Linked DNA regions of Homo sapiens: region 2 is linked to region 1. A link is a loop called in an ENCODE intact Hi-C map of the cell type or tissue named here. Cell type or tissue: A673. All regions are shown on one strand. Links, peaks and the distances in the headings refer to the core of each region. The heading gives the core; the rest is flanking DNA. Region 1 has its middle 42 kb from the start of SLC6A1-AS1. Region 2 overlaps SLC6A11 (solute carrier family 6 member 11).

What was found. Hi-C counts contacts between places; a loop is a spot of excess contacts. Peaks named below come from ENCODE experiments on the same cell type or tissue, not always from the same donor. Only the 100,000 strongest peaks of a DNase experiment are listed, where the experiment ranks them.
Region 2: a loop joins it to region 1, with 4 times the contacts of the local background. A loop is called at or near these places in 4 of 110 quality-filtered maps.

What each region holds. Positions count from the first base shown.
Region 1 is chr3:11,059,328-11,062,237 of GRCh38, forward strand. No RefSeq gene overlaps it. Among named protein-coding and RNA genes, the nearest start is that of SLC6A1-AS1, 42 kb to the left of the region's middle. In A673, for the core only: CTCF peaks have their summits at 391 (motif pointing left), 591 and 1,576 (motif pointing right); DNase peaks (open chromatin) are centred at 314 and 1,594.
Region 2 is chr3:10,882,337-10,885,246 of GRCh38, forward strand. The region is part of intron 6 of SLC6A11 (solute carrier family 6 member 11); the gene reads left to right. Among named protein-coding and RNA genes, the nearest start is that of SLC6A11, 68 kb to the left of the region's middle. In A673, for the core only: CTCF peaks have their summits at 1,370 (motif pointing left) and 1,585; no DNase peak of the experiment used is centred there; H3K27me3 peaks cover 106 bases.

The sequences.
Region 1 (2,910 bases), core at 306-2,805:
CTTGCCGTGTGCCAGGAGCCTCAGCAAACCTCTTCACTTAATGTCCCAAACAACTCTACAGAGCGGCTATCAGAAGACGCATTAGCAGAAAGGTGGCCAAGCTGGGTTGAGTGTGTTCCCCAAGTATACAGCAACAGCCCCTGTGCTCTTTCCGCTGCAACATCCTGTCCCTTCTCTCCTCTTCCTCCTCTCTGCAGGATCCCTGCTATCGACATATGATTCAAACCCTAGGGGATTTAGGCCCCTGTGTCTCATCCACAGCACCCTTTTTCTTAATCATTTCCTGCTGCCTCCGAGCCCCAGACAGGCTCCCTCTTTCCCGGCATCTCTCTATGCTCCCCTCTGCAGGCAGCAGCCAAAGACATCTCCGTGGTACAAGTCGGCCATCTGGTGTCTACATAGAGTATAGCAGCCACAGAGGGAAATCAAGGGTGAGAATTCCCTGCCAGGGCAAAAGCACGACCTCACCTCACAGCTCAGGGAGGAAGGTGCAGGGGATGGGGCCCTAATTTAATCTGGGCTCTCCATCTGTGACTTGCCCTGTGCTAGGTGCTTTACCTGCATTGATCTCAGTTAATCCTCACCTTGGTGCTACAAGAACTACTCCTTACTGTATGTAGTAGGGGCTCCAAAATACTTGTGATAAAAGGACAAATACTCTATGATTCTACTTACATGAGATCCCTAGAGCAGTCTAATTCATAGAGACAGAAAGTAGAATGCTGGTTTCCAGGGGCTGGGTGAGGGGAACAAGGAGTGAGGGTTTCATGGGTGCAGTTTCAGCTGGGAAAGATGGGAAGAGTTCTGGAGATGGATGGTGGTGACTCTGCACAGCAATGTGAGCGGACTCAGTGCCAGCAAGCTGCGCACCTAAAAATAGTTAAATGGTAAATCCTATGTTACATATCTTTTACCTCCATTTTTTAAATAACTATATGTGAGTGAATCAGCTAAGAAGAAATGAATAAATGCATAAGTGAATTGATGAATGCATAATGAAGATAATAATACCATTTATGGAATACTTAGTATGTGCTAGTCATTGTGCAAAGTGTGTTTCAACTGAGAAGTGTTTTTATGAAGCCCCAACCCTGGCAGGCCCTGCTTGCGGCTTTTGGGATACAGCAGTGAGCTAAGTTGCTACCACGCTACAGCTGACATTTTGTGGGCGAGATAGTAAACAAGGGATATTAAAATATCAGACGGTGGTACGTGCTATAAAAGAAAAAAAAGGCAAAGCGAAAGGATGGAGAATGGCTTGGAGGAAGGTGGGAGAGCTCCTTCTGATGGGCGTCATTTCAGTTTCACAGATGAGGCATGGGAGGCTCGAGTGCTCCCCAAGGGTCACACATCTAGGAAGTGGTCCAGGCAGGAACTGAAGCCAGGTCTGTCAGAGCCCAGCCCTGGAGCTCCTAACCACGCCGTGACCACACCAGGGAACGGTGTTGTCTCTTGGCTCACACCCTGAGGCACGCACTTCAACCCTCTGAGGGCCTCAAAGCTGAGTCCCAGGGTAGGAGCGGGGTCTTCCTTTCCCACAGGCCGCCGGCTTCTGGAGGCGCAGATGGATCGTGTGTCCAGCAGGTGGCGCCGCGGCCCGACTCGGGCGCCCCAGCAGAACCAGCCTGCCAGTTGAGTCTGTGCCAGGCTGGAGAGCGGGGCGCGGGCAGTAGGTACCTGAAGCGAGGCTCGGCCGGAGGCTTCGGGCAGAGATGTGCTGCTGTCAGTCGGGCAGGCCAGCTTTAGCGGCTCAGCCCTGCAGGTCACTTCCAGTTATGGGACTTCCGCCCACTGTGAGCTTCCCCCTCTGAATGCAACCGGGTTGTCCACCCCTTCCTCCAGGCTGCGGGAAAACGGCATGAGCCCACACCTTCATCCCTTTGAGAGGTGACAGCGTGCTGGCAGCCCTTGCTTGCTCTCGGAGCCTCCTCGGCCTCGTTGCCCACTCTGGCTGTGCTTGAGGAGCCCTTCAGCCCGCCGCTGCACTGTGAGAGCCCCTTTCTGGGCTGGCCGAGGCCGGAGCCGGCTCCCTCAGCTTGCAGGGAGGTGTGGAGAGAGCAGCGCGGGCGGGAACCGGGGCTGAGCGCGGCACTTGTGGGCCAGCGTGAGTTCCAGGTGGGCGTGGGCTCCGCGGGCCCCACACTCAGAGCGGCCGGCCGGCCTCGGGCAGTGAGGGGCTTAGCACCCGGGCCAGCAGCTGCGGAGGGTGCGCCGGGTCCCCCAGCAGTGCCCGCCCACTGGCGCTGTACTCGATTTCTCGCTGGGCCTTAGGTGCCTCCCCACGGGGCAGGGCTCGGGACCTGCAGCCCACCATGCCTGAGCCTCCCCCAACGCCATCGGCTTCTGTGCAGCCCGAGCCTCTCTGACGAGCGCCGCCCCCTGCTCCACGGCACCCAGTCCCATCCACCGCCCAAGGGCTGAGGAGTGCGGGCGCAAGGCTCGGGACTGGCAGGCAGCTCCACCTGCAGCCCCTGTGCGGGATCTACTGGATGAAGCCAGCTGGGCTCTTAAGTCTAGTGGGGACTTGGAGAACCTTTATGTCTAGCTAAGGTATTGTAAATACACCAATCAGCACTCTGTATCTAGCTCAGGGGTTGTAAATGCACCAATCAGCACCCTGTGTCTAGCTCAAGGTTTGTAAATGCACCAATCAGTGCTCTGTCTAGCTGATCTGGTGGGGACTTGGAGAACCTTTATGTCTAGCTAAGGGATTGTGAATACACCAATAGGCACTCTGTATCTAGCTAATCTAGTGGGGACTTGGAGAACTTTTGTGTCTAGCTCAGGGATTGTAAACGCACCAATCAGCACCCTGTCAAAACAGACCAATCAGCTCTCTGTAAAACAGACCAATCGGCTCTCTGTAAAATGGACCAATCAGCAGGATGTGGGTGGGGCCAGATAAGAGAA
Region 2 (2,910 bases), core at 274-2,773, 180 kb before region 1:
TGCAGTCACAATGAAGGTCCCAACCACCTTATTTAAAATCTTACCACCACCCCACGTGCTCCTGGTGCATCTCATCTGTCTTCCCAGCTTGCACTCATCACCATCGCAGATGCCATTCAGTTTGCATCACCGTTCTCCACCCACTAGGATGTACGCCCCATGCAGGTGGAGAATTTATCTGTTACTTGCCCTGTTCAATCTCCAGACCTGGAACAGTCCCTGCAACACAGGAAGGGCTCAGGAGATATTTTTTGAATGAATCGAAGGAAGGACCAAACAAGTGAACAAAGGAAGGAAGGAAAGACAGAAGGAAGAACAATTTCTAGTACAGCCTGTGTTCTTTTGCGTTACGGTTGCAGTTGTGAGTGTGCTCTTCAGAAAGCGGTATTCTTGGTGTAGTGGGATCTGGTGTGGAGGCGAGGAAATGGGAGTCACTCTGCTGCCACTGGCCAGATGGTGACCAACAGCCTGCCCCTTGACCTCTCTGGGCTCCAGGTTCTCACCTGTGCATTGTGGGTAAGAATATCGGCCGCACAGGGAGGCAGTGGGGCAAGTGTGCACATGAGGCCCAGAGCACCTCCACGTTTCCCTTCTGGCACCCAGCCTAGGGCCTGGGAGCCAGAAGAGCTCTGGAACACCGGTGGCAGTCCTCATTTTTGCCTCCACCTTGCCAGCTCTGGGCAGGACGAGTCAGGGCCCCACAGCCCAAGGGGGCGGGGGGCGGGGAGGTGGGGGGGCGCTTTGAACTTGGAACCGAGGACCTTTATTGTGGATCCAGTAAATTAAGTTTCTCGTCAAGAACTTGAAGCGACACAGCAGCTTGCCGCTTTTGTCCCCCAGCAATTTGCATTCCGTGGTCTGTTATAATTTTCTAAACATTTGTTGGTCTTCACTGTCAGCCCCGTGTTCTCTCTGAAGTGTGAAGTGCTTCCACTCCATTTTTTGCCCTCAAAATTTTACTTTCTGTCTTTTCAGTCTTTGGGGAGCTGAGGGGATCTTGCAAGAAATCACATTGTTCCTGCCCCAGATTCCCGCTCCTCTCACTCATCATTGTGTTTCAAGTGTGTGTTTTCAGGGCAAGAACAGAAAGGCCTGTCACAGATCCAAATGGTGGGGTCTGCTTTCTCCGGGCACTGGTGCACCAGTTCCCCAGATCCACCTCCTCTGTGCAGGGAACTGGAGCCTGAGACTAAGGCGTCCAAACTCTGGAGCTGGGATGAAAGATGCCCACACTGTGAGAGCACCTCAGAACACCAAATCTTCCCTGCCTCCCCAACCCACAAAAAGATGAATCAGGGAAAACAAGACCCCAGTTCAAGACCCTACCTGCTGAACCTCACAGATGTTACCATGGAATTGCTGCCACCTGGTGGCAGTGTACTCTGATTCTAAGCAAGGACCCAAAGAAGATTGGGCCTTCTGGCTGTTGGACTTTCAAACAAAAATGTCCATATCGACATCAACACAGAGACATTATATACGGTTTTGAAAATATTGCAAAGTAGTGGCCCTCACTGAGGTGGGGGCCACTACTTGAGACTGAAAATCCCCCAAGGTTTCCTTTCAATGTATTTGTTCCTGAGTTAGTTTCATTGTTCCTAATACCAAGCACTGGAATGTAAAATCAGATCATCACACATGGCGCTTATCTTCAAGGAAATGACAGTCTCTTGACACAGACACATGATTAAGCCAATGACAACAGTGGTGCCGGGCGGTGCTGAGGTTGGAACTGACCTGACAGGTGTACTCCTTCCAGTCAGAGGGTAAATTCCTCTGTAATTAGAGATGCATCACTGATCTAACATCATGCACGCTTAAAGGTAGTGGATGTTTATTCTTTTCTTGTTTCATTCCTGGCTGTTTCAGCAGTGTCTTATGATCCACAGTCCTGGAGGTTGAAACGCTGCTTGGGTACTCATAAAACTACTGATGCTGGTTATCATTGATTGATTGCTGACTTTATGCCAGGTACTGTGCTTTAGAAACTTGTCTTTTAATTTATCCAATCAGCAAATAGTTGAAAATTATTATATTTTAGACATAGGAGCTAAATGCTATATATAGGTAAAATTCTTATGACCTATAAGATAGGACCTGAGGTCTTTTTACATCATCTTATAAGTCATGAGAATTTTAAAGCCTGTGTCTTAAAGGCTCTACCAATGAGAGGACTGAGGCTCTGAGGGGCTGAAGCTTGCACAGCCAGCAGCTGAACCCAGGTGAGTCTGACTTGGCTGTGTGAGGGATACGGTACTGAAACTGTGTCGTGTCTGATTTTCCTGACCTCTCTCTATCCCTGCCCAGTCCTGGGCTGGCATTCCGGCTCTGGAATCTCTGAGCATCCCAAACCTATGTGACAACTTTGCAAGAATCCTAGAATCTTAGCCTTGGGCAGCTTTAATCTCCATTCAGCGCAGGAATCTTCTCTGTGGTAACCTTGTCAGCCTCCAGTTGGCCCCTCTGAGAGGGAGGCCTGTTACCTCTACTTTGGGACAACGTTCTACTCACCTGGTTCCCAATGTTGAGACATTCATTCATTCTATAATTTGATTATTCTTTCTTCACTTATCTGCTTTAGTTTGTCAGTCCCCCACTTTGAGAGTATCTACCAAGGTTGAGCATACTAAGTTAAGTGCAGCCTGAACAACTGAGGCACAAGTCGGCCTCCTCCGAGTGAATAGAATAGAATCAAATCACCTCCAAGGTGGGCTTCTATCTCCTCTTGATCACCGCTGCTCCCTTTCTCACATGGCAGACCAAGGGAGCTTGTTAAAAGGGATCCTGGATCGTACAACCTTCTGGCATTGTTCTTTGAATGCATTTTCCTTTAATTATTTGAATGCATTTATATTATATATTTATAGTAGCTTCTTTAAAATCTTTTATACTACGTAGTTGAATTACTAG